Linked DNA regions of Homo sapiens: region 2 is linked to region 1. A link is an interaction called in ENCODE POLR2A ChIA-PET data of the cell type or tissue named here. Cell type or tissue: MCF 10A. All regions are shown on one strand. Region 1 overlaps TP53BP1 (tumor protein p53 binding protein 1). Region 2 overlaps STRC (stereocilin).

Evidence for each region. Peaks named below come from ENCODE experiments on the same cell type or tissue, not always from the same donor. Only the 100,000 strongest peaks of a DNase experiment are listed, where the experiment ranks them.
Region 2: POLR2A ChIA-PET joins it to region 1 with 5 read pairs; 1 of 35 experiments calls an interaction of 5 or more read pairs at or near these places.

The regions. Positions count from the first base shown.
Region 1 is chr15:43,438,695-43,443,694 of GRCh38, forward strand. TP53BP1 (tumor protein p53 binding protein 1) reads right to left here. Exons shown (of 28, transcript NM_001141980.3): 15 at 2,832-2,889. Among named protein-coding and RNA genes, the nearest start is that of TP53BP1, 52 kb to the right of the region's middle. RefSeq lists an enhancer at 3,320-3,923. In MCF 10A, a CTCF peak has its summit at 2,317 (motif pointing right); a DNase peak (open chromatin) is centred at 2,357.
Region 2 is chr15:43,599,849-43,604,848 of GRCh38, forward strand. It overlaps STRC (stereocilin), which reads right to left. Exons shown (of 29, transcript NM_153700.2): 20 at 4,802-4,998; 21 at 4,513-4,603; 22 at 4,148-4,304; 23 at 3,394-3,563; 24 at 1,548-1,703; 25 at 1,024-1,166; 26 at 686-834; 27 at 348-445; 28 at 112-259. It also overlaps the pseudogene RNU6-554P. Among named protein-coding and RNA genes, the nearest start is that of CKMT1B, 8.3 kb to the left of the region's middle. In MCF 10A, no CTCF peak of the experiment used is centred here; a DNase peak (open chromatin) is centred at 2,613.

The sequences.
Region 1 (5,000 bases):
TGTACCTTCAACAAATAATTTGCAAGCAAGAGGCAAAAAAAAAAAAAAAAAAAAAAAAAAAAGACTGGAGGGGTACTCTGTATTTTAAAAGACTTAAAGAGATATAATCAAATGCAATATGCAGACCTTATTTAGATCTTGAGTCAAACTGTAAAACACCATTTATGAGACAATCAGAGAAATCTGAACATTGAATATTTCATGATATTAAGGAACCATTGTCAATTTTTTAAAGTATGATAATAGTAATACGGTTAAGTTTAAAATAAGAATCCTTATCTTTTGGAGACAGCACTGAAGTATTTCAGATAAAATTATATAATGCTGAAATTATCTTCAAAATAATTCAGTAGGGAGGGGGGTGCTGGAAATATAAATGAATCAAGACTGGCCATAAGAAATTTTTGGAACTGGGTGATGAATACATGGCAGTCCATTATACTACTCTCTCTACTTTCGTATATGCTTGAAACCTTCTGTAGTAAAATGATTGAGAAATAAGGTGACAGCAAGTAATTTGAACAGAGTACAGTTACAAACAACACTTAAAAGTTTCATGTACGCTGGGCACGGTGGCTTATACCTGTAATCCTACCACTTTGGGAGGCCAAGCCAGGTGGATCACTTGAGCTTCAGGAGTTAGAGACTAGCCTGGGCAACATGACGAAACCCCATCTCTACTAAAAACACAAAAATTAGCCCCTGGTGGCAGGTGCCTGTAGTCCCAGCACCCTGTGGGGTTGAGGCAGGAGGATCGCTTGAGCCTGGGAGGTCAAGGCTGCAGTGAACTGTGATTGCACCACTGCACTGCAGCCTGGTTGACAAAGTGAGACCCTGTCTCAAACAAACAAACAAAAAATCTCCACCTAAATGCAGATGAACCAAGGACCACTTCCAATATTGTGACAGAGCTTACTTTAGATGATTTGTTAGAGTGAACACAATAGCAAACAAGTCGAATTTTTTTAAATTTAGATTCTTATATAGAAAAATTTATTCACAACAATATCAAAAATTTCATCTCATTCTAGGATCCACCATTCCAACCCTCTGCTCAAAGTTTTTCCTTATTTTCTCCTCTCTACTTTCTACCCTAAGAGTTCTAGAAGCTTCAGCAACATACTCTGTTCCCTCTGAATATGCACAAGTACAGACTAATAACAACTTATTCCTGGCCAAAAATTCTGTTAAAGCCAAATGGACCAGATACACACTCCACTTTCTTCAGCTTCTAAGACTATATATCATTAAGGGATCTTCAAATGAAAAAGGACTCTACGGTACTTATGTTTCAGATTAAATATACTAATAGCCCAATGAGGAACTAATCTCTCTAAGACATAGCTAAGAACAGATCAAAAGACTTTGAAAAAGGTCAGAAACTCACAAGTGAGGTCACATTTAGTCCACAGGCCTCTTTTATTTGATATTTTATTTTTAAAAATCCAGATTTCTTTCTAAAAACAAAGATGTGGCAACAAGAAGTTTGCAGTTTCACATGACAACTACTGGCTGGAGTTGAGTGGGGCACACCCTTTCACATGGACCATACATTCAGTTTGCCATTGTCCTCAACACTCTGTCTTGCGGGCGGATCACGAGGTCAGGAGATCGAGACCATCCTGGCTAACACGGTGAAACCCCGTCTCCACTAAAAATACAAAAAAAAAATTAGCCAGGCGTGGTGGCTGGCACCTGTAGTCCCAGCTACTTGGGAGGCTGAGGCAGGAGAATGGTGTGGACCCGGGAGGCGGAGCTTGCAGTGAGCGGAGATCGTGCCACTGCACTCCAGCCTGGATGACAGAGTGAGACTCCGTCTCAAAAAAAAAAACAAAAAAAAAACACTCTGTCTTGTACCTAGCCACTTTAGTTATTAACAGTACCCGCCTAGCCTCTAATTTAAGAATTCTTGGTGGGGCATGGTAGCTCACATCTGTAATCCTAGCACTTTGGGAAGTCAAGGCAGGTGGATCACTTGAGCCCAGGAGTTCAAGGCCAGCCTGGGCAACATAGTAAAATCCTCATCTCTACAAAAAATACAAAAATTAGCCAGATGAGGTGGTACATGCCTGTAGCCCCAGCTACTCAGGTGGCTGAGGCAGGAGGATAGCTGGAGGTCAGGATGTTGAGGTCACAGTGAGCCATGATCTCACCACCGCACTCCAGCCTGGGCAACAGAGCAAGATTCTGTCTCAAAAAATAAAAAAGAAAATAAAAGAAGAATTCTTGCCTATGTTTCACCAACTGCTATTAGCGTTTTCAGGCTGGATGACTCATGCCTGAAACAATTGTATTCTCACAGCCACCAGATGGCAAAGCTTACCAACCAAAACCTCAGTATGGGGTCATACTCGTCCTCAAAGCATTACAACATCCATGACAAAGCAAAAATAACAGCTCAACATAGTAGTTAATTTGGCAGGCAGAAGAGAAAATGACCTGAGGCTGCAGCTGAGTATGCGATTGCAGAAGGAACAAGGTCTGTAGCTATCTCTTGTTAATCCTTCTTTTTCTCATCAATTGGATCAACAATCCTGAGATTGTGGAGACTCTTGTATCAGCAACAGAAAAAAGGGGGGAAAGGAACTCTCACATGAACAAAAGTAAAGACATTTCAATTATCTTAGTTCTAGGTGTAGAAAAAAGCTTCACTGAACTTAAAAAAGTATTAACTAAAAAGTCTATGATCCATTCAAAACATTGCTAAATCCTTTATGAAAGAGTCTCATTTTAACTTTCTCATTTTAACTTTTTTCCTTTGTTGATAAACCATCTACCCTCATCACCAGTAGCTGTGTATTAAACTCTAAATAGCATCCAGCTTTGGTTACCTGGCAACAGACTCAGCAACAGCAGTAGATCCATTTTTTCTTTCACCAGTTGCAGGCTCTGAATAAAAACAAAACCAAGGAGAGAAAGGAAAGAGAAACAGAATTTAGTTAGTATCACACCTAAACCTTCACTCTGCTCTACTAGTATTTGCAAAAAATAACAAAAAGAAATAAAAATAAGTAAAACTAGTAAGTATAAACATACAAACATTTCTTGTAATTTTATTTATTTATTTCTTTATTTTGAGACAGTCTCACTCTATCACCCAAGCTGGAGGGCAGTAGCGTGATCTCAGCTCACTGCAACCTCCGCCTCCTGGGTTCAAGCGATCTCCTGCCTCAACCTCCCGAGTAGCTGGGACTACAGGCATGCGCCACCACGTCCAGCTAATTTTTTGTATTTTTTAGGAAAGACAGGGTTTTGCCAAGTTTCCCAAGCTGGTCTCAAACTCCTGAAATCAAGTGATCTGCCAGATTTCTTGTTTTTTGTTTGTTTGTTTTGAGACAACAGTCTCGCTCTGTCACCCAGGCTGCAGTGCAGGCCAGATTTGTTTTAATTTTTTTTTTTTTTTTTTTTTGAGACAGAGTCTCACTCTGTCGCCCAGGCTGGAGTGCAGTGGCGCAATCTCGGCTCACTGCAAGCTCTGCCTCCCGGGTTCACGCCATTCTCCTGCCTCAGCCTCCCCAGCAGCTGAAACTACAGGTGCCCGCCACCACGCCCGGCTAATTTTTTTGTATTTTTAGTCGAGACGGGGTTTCACCGTGTTAGCCAGGATGGTCTCAATCTCCTGACCTCGTGATCCGCCCGCCTCGGTCTCCCAAAGTGCTGGGATTACAGGCAAGAGCCACTGTGCCCGGCTGGCTATTTCTTGTAATTTAATGGTACAAGTTTTTCTCACTTCCACCAATCAATTTTCTTTCAAACTTCCTATAAAAGACTAATAAGATTGGCAAGAAATACAATACAATGAGTAACTTTTTTTTTTTTTGGAGACAGAGTCTTACTCCGTTGCCCAGGCTAGAGTGCAGCGGCGTAATCTCGACTTGCTGCAACCTGTGTCTCCTGGGTTCAAGCGATTCTCATGCCTCACCCTCCTGAGTAGCTGGGATTACAGGTGTGCACCACCACACCCAGCTAATTTTTGTATTTTTAGTAGAGATGGGGTTTCACCATGTTGACCAGGCTGGTCTCAAACTTCCGACCTCAGGTGATTCACCCGCCTCAGGTTCCCAAAGTGTGCTGGGATTACACATACGAGCTACGACACCTAGCCCTTAGCAGTAATATTCTTTTTTTTTTTTTTTTTTTTTTTTTTTGGAGACAGAATCTCACTCTGTTGCTCAGGCTGGAGTGCAGTGGCATGATCTCAGCTCACTGCAACCTCCGCCTCTCGGGTTCAAGAGATTCTGCTGCCTTAGCCTCCCGAGTAGCTGGGATTACAGGTACCTGCCACCATGTCCGGCTAATTTTTATATTTTTAGTAGAGATGGGGTTTCACCATCTTGGCCAGGCTGGTCTCGAACTCCTGACCTCAGGTGATCCACCCACCTCAGCCTCCCAAAGTGCTGGGATTACAGGCATGAGCCACCACACCCGGCCAGCAGTAACATTCTTAAATGAAAATTAAACTTCTGAATCCAAATTCATCTCTGCCCATATAAGAAGTTAAAAAAGTATGTAATAATACAAAATTAAAAACCAAAAACTTTTTAAAATTTATATCATATTAAAAACAAATTAAAAATAAAAGAACTTAATAAAATAAGTAGAAAATATTTTAGGTTGATGAACTAATTTTAAATAGTTTTTAGAGCACCCACAAATAGAAGGTACCCAAGTTCTTCCCAAAGTGCTTTAGGACAGACACTTCAAAAACAAAGGGTGGCCAGGCACGGTGGCTCACTCATGTAATCCCAATACTTTGAGAGGCCAAGGCAGGAGGATCGCTTGAGCCCAGGAGTTCAACACCAGCCTGGCTAACATGGCGAAGCCCCATCTCTATAATAAATACAAAAATTAACCAGGCATGGGTGGTGGGCGTGCCTGTAGTCCCACCTACTCAGGGGGCTAAGATGGGAGGATCGCTTGAGCCTGGGAGATGGAGGCTGCAGTGAGCTGAGATCACCCCATTGCACTCCAGCCTGGGTGACAGGGAGAAGCCCTGTCTC
Region 2 (5,000 bases), 160 kb after region 1:
CTTCACTCCAGGGATCTCCCTGGGTGCACTCTAAGAGCCAGACAGCACCAAATTAGGGGTTTGATTCTGGGTCAGGAGATGGAGGATCAAGCTGTGCAGCTGGGAACTCACCTTGCTGTTCTGGGCTCTCCTTTCCCTCATGTTGGGCCCATGCAACTGCTCGTCGCTGCTCAGGACTCAGAAAGGCCATTTGCTCAGGAGTGACAGCCACAGCCTGAGCACTGGTGAGACTAGATAGTTGGATGGGACTAAACACCACCTGAGGGCAGGGGTAGGAATCAGTGCATGCATGTAGTCCCCATTGGGCCCTGGCTCTCCTGTGGTCACCCCAGTCCATTAATACTTACAGCAAATTTAGGAGGAGGGATGACAGAAATGGCAAGAGGAGTAACGCCCTGGATCTGTCCCCGCAGCAGTGCTGAAAGAGCCAGGTCTGGGATCCCAGCTGTTGAAGCAAGTGGCATCCAAACATTGTCTTAGACTGACCTTCCCTCTCTTCAAACCTATAGACCTTCTCTAACTACTCCCAAAGTGCCCTATCATAGACCTTCCCCAATATGTCTCTAGCCCCTTATTTAAACACCCTCAGGCCCCCACCTTAAGAATTGCAGGGCAGTCTTCCATCCAGTCCACCCATGGTATAGAAACCAAACCAACTTGCACCAGCAGTGGCCCAGCTCCCCACCTGCTATGGTGCCAATTTCAGTGAAGATCTCAGGCCCCCAGTTACTGATTGGGCCAAACCCACCAGGCAGTACAAGTAGGTGGGCCAGAACCTCCAGTTGTTCCTCAGAGCACTGGAGATGCAGGGTGCCGAGGAAGAGAGCTGCTTGGCTGTAGAACAGTAGGAAGGAAGGAAGAAGAATTCGGCTTCAGTGAAAGGGGCTGTGGTCATGAGACAAAGGAAGAGATGGCTTCAAATGAGTTCCCTTCCTCCATGGGACCAGACCTTCATGATCCTTCTTTCCCCAGTAAGTCCACCTTTACCTCAGCACCACCACCCTCAGCCCCTTCACAAATGACCTGAACTCCCAACTGCTGATGTGCTGGAGCTCCTCTGGCCGCAGTCCACAGAGAGTATAACCCAGCGCTGTCAGATGAACGAAGTCCAGGTGGCTCACATGCCGACCACTCTGCCGTAGGAAACTGGAGACCACAATGCGGAGCTGGGGTGGGGGGTGGGAGAAGAGGGGAAGGAGGAAAGTTATGGAGAATTAATGGACAGGGAAGTGATAGGTGTTACTGGGTTATATTCTGTTACTATTAAGACCTAAGGAGTCATGGGGAAGGCTGAGGACTCAGAAAAGAAAAGGAAAGAAAAAGAGGAAGCCTCCAGGAAAAGAGGTAGGAGACAGTATTATGTGTCCAGGGCCTCAGAGTGAATAAATCAGAGTCCTGAAGGTCACTAGTATGGGGTATCAACAAAAGATAGAAAGAAGGACCAGGTAGGGTCACAGGAAAAAAATTCCTTGGGCTTTAGATGATCTATAGGGCTGGGTCTGTGGGATGGGTGTTTGGGAAGCCGTAGGGAGGAGGAAAAGTGTTACCTGAGTGGTGCTCCAGCCATCTATCTGCCCCAGGGTGCTCAGCACTCCCCAGTCCACTAGGATCAGCTCCTGTAGTTCCCGATCTCCTAGACCTATTAAGAGCCTACCAAGCTGCAGGATCTGCTCAGGACGAAATCCCCGGGGGGGACCCCACAACTAGGAGAAAGACAGGAACAATGTGAGTGGAAAAGCAGTGGATTGGGAGTCATACTGCTGGGTTTTAAGTCTTGCCTCTGCCCTTAGCTGTATAACTCTAGGTAAATCATTTGCCTTTTCTTTAGTTTCCTCCACTATAAAATGAGACCGTTGCCTTACAGTTCCTCTAAGGTGTTTTGAAAGACATTACAATCAGTGGAAAAGAAGAGCAAACTAACTCTAGTCCATGAGTTCCACACTTTTATGTGCATCAGACACAGAGACGCTTATTAAAACAGATGCCTAGGGCCCAGCACAGTGGCTAACAGCTGTAATCCCAGCACTTTGGGAGGCTGAGGTGGGAGGATTGCTTGAGCCCAGAAGTTCGAGACCATCCTGGGCAACATAGTGAAACCCCATCTCTACCAAAGATACAAAAATTAGCCAGGTGTGGTGCACCTGTAGTCCCAGCTACTTGAGAGGCTGAGGCAGGAGGATCGTTTGAACCCAGGATGTAGAGGTTACAGTGAGCCAAGATCACACCACTGCACTCCAGCCTGGATGCTGGGTGACAGAGTGAGACTCTGTCTCAAAAAAAAAAAAAAAAAAAAAAAAAGGAGATGCAGATGTCTAGACTCTTTCCCCCAGAGGCTTATTTTTTAATTTATGAGACAGGGTCTTGCTCTGACACCCAGGCTGGAGGGCAGTGGTGCGATCTTGGCACATTGCACCCTCCACCTCCTGCACTCATGGGATTCTCCTACCCCAGCCTCCTGAGTAGCTGGGATTACAGGCATGTGCCGCCACACCCAGCTAATGTTTTTTCTATTTTTAGTAGAGACAGGGTTTCACCATGTTGCCCAGTCTGGTCTCTAACTCCTGGGCTCAAGCAATCCACCTGCCTCCGCCTCCCAAAGTGCTGTGATTACAGGCATGAGTCACTGCGCCCAGCCTCCCCAAAGGTTTTTATTAAGTCAGTGAAGCATGGTAATCTGGCACTGGCACTGTTCCCATGCTCAGTTCAGCAGCACATACCCCAAAAAATTGGAATGATACAGAGATTTGCATGGCGCCTGTGCAAGGATAACACGCAAATTCATGAAGCATGCCTTTTTTTTTTTTTTTTTTTTTTGAGATGGAGTCTTGCTCTGTCACCCAGGATGGAGTGCATTGGCTTGACTTCGGCTCACTGCAAGCTCCCCCTCCCAGGTTCACGCCATTCTCCTGCCTCAGCCTCCCAAGTAGCTGGGACAACAAGTGTGCACCACCATGCCCGGCTAACTTTTTTGTATTTTTAGTAGAGACCGTGTTTCGCCGTGTTAGACAGGATGGTCTTGATCTCCTGACCTCGTGATCTGCCCGCCTTGGCCTCCCAAAGTTCTGAGATTATAGGCGTGAGCCGCTGCACCCAGCCGAAGCATGCCATTATTTTTTTAAGAAAGAAAAAAAAATAAAGAAAAAAATCTGTTCCCTTGATGATCGTGATATGCATTAAAATTTGGTAACCACTGCTTTCGTCCCTCTATTCATTATACTAGCTCTCTTTCCTCAATATTTATCTCCCTTCACCTCCTACTTGTGACCCAAATCTTCTAACTCTTCTATCTCTTGCTTCCCCCACCTCTCATCCAACTCTCCATTCTCTTTGTGTCCTACATCACACCCAAATAGCTTCCTCATGGCCAACCCCAGTTGGCTCTCCATCCCTAACCTGTTTTGCTTTGCCCATGGCTGCCCGCAGTTCCTCAGGCCCAAGTCCTGGGTCTCCTGCAAATAATGTCAGGCAGTCCTCAAAGTCTGAGAGCTCCATCTCTGCAATCTGGGTTGCAGACCAGGCTGCTGGGAATGTCCCTCGTACATCTGCACAATTTGGCACAGGTTCTGAAGGGGGAAGGCAGGGCCAGGAGGTCAGCGCAGTAATAAAATATGCCCAGAGAGATATCTGTAGATAGAGTGAGTCTTCCAACCTTTGGAGGATAGAGCACTGTGAGAAATAGGGATCAAAGGAGTATTACAGAGTAATATGTATAGGGCTTAGGAGATAATAGAACAAGAAGTGATTGGAGATGCCAAGACTTTTATAGATGGAAGACTGAGGATGTTATTCAGAGATTTAATGGTAGCACTGAATTTGAACCCAGTTCTCCAGCCTCACAATGTCTCCTTCAAAGCTTCTAGGGATCTCCCCAGCAGAGAGCTCCACACTTAGCCGAGCTAGAGCTGAGTCTAGAGCAGACACGAGAGAGCAGGAAAATGGAAGTTCTGGGCTAAAAGAAAACTTAATAGTTTACAAACTCCCAGAACTACAGAATTCTAGAACTACAAGAGGCTTGAAGATCATCCCTCTAAACTCTTTGCTTTATAAATTAGAAAACCCAGTCCCAGGGAAGAGCACATGTAGAACCCAGACCGTTTGATACTCCCTGTACATCCTGCTGGACATATAAGTATTTGGGTAGTTTCACCTGGAAGATCCTCAGCAGCTGGTCGCACCACCCCTGCTACCAGGGCTGCTTTCTTGGCAGCAAGCTGTGGCTCCCTACACAGCTGTCCAACTCTGCTCTGCTCCCAGCTCTGCTGCTTTTCTAGAAGCCGCTCCAGGGTCTCTGGACCCAAGGCCTCCTGCATGAGAAGGTAGAAGGAGAGTGGGGAGATCTGGACAGATCAGGACCTGCTGCTATAGCTCTAAGTCCAAAGTCCTGTCTCTGTTTTGCAGTCTCCCCCCAGATCTAGGCTTCATATCCTTTGCCCTCTTTGGCCACGGGTCCCCATAACCAGCTCACCAGTCCCCTCTATGCATTTACTCCCTTCCCTTCTTCCTTCATCTCACCCTGGGGATCAAGGAAATTGCCTCAGTAGACAGAGTGAATACTAGGCGTCCAGCTTGCTCTACTTCATCCTGGCTCCACAACTCTGGTTTCCTGGGGACAGGAAGAAAATCGGGGGCTGGGGAGCTGAGGGAACTGTGAGGAAAAGGAAGGGGAAAAGAGGACATGCTAGGATTTCGGACACAGGGCTCCAGGGGACCTTAAGAATATGGAACAGGCTGCCACTGATGATGGTGGCTGAGGGACTGGGTATAGAATGAGTTAGAATCTGAAGTTCTCGAAGGTCCATACCCAAGAACAGACTCCTGCAATAGCAGCCATCCCAGCTCTGTGGCAAATGTCTCTCCTAGGCAGAAGCCTTGCAGCTGACTGAGATGGGACAGCAGGATCTGTAGGGGGATCTGTCGTGTGCTCTCTGTCCCCAGGAATCCAACCAAAGGGCCTAAGGTCTCCAGCACTTCCCCTGAGACTGGAGTCTCCTTTGGAGCCT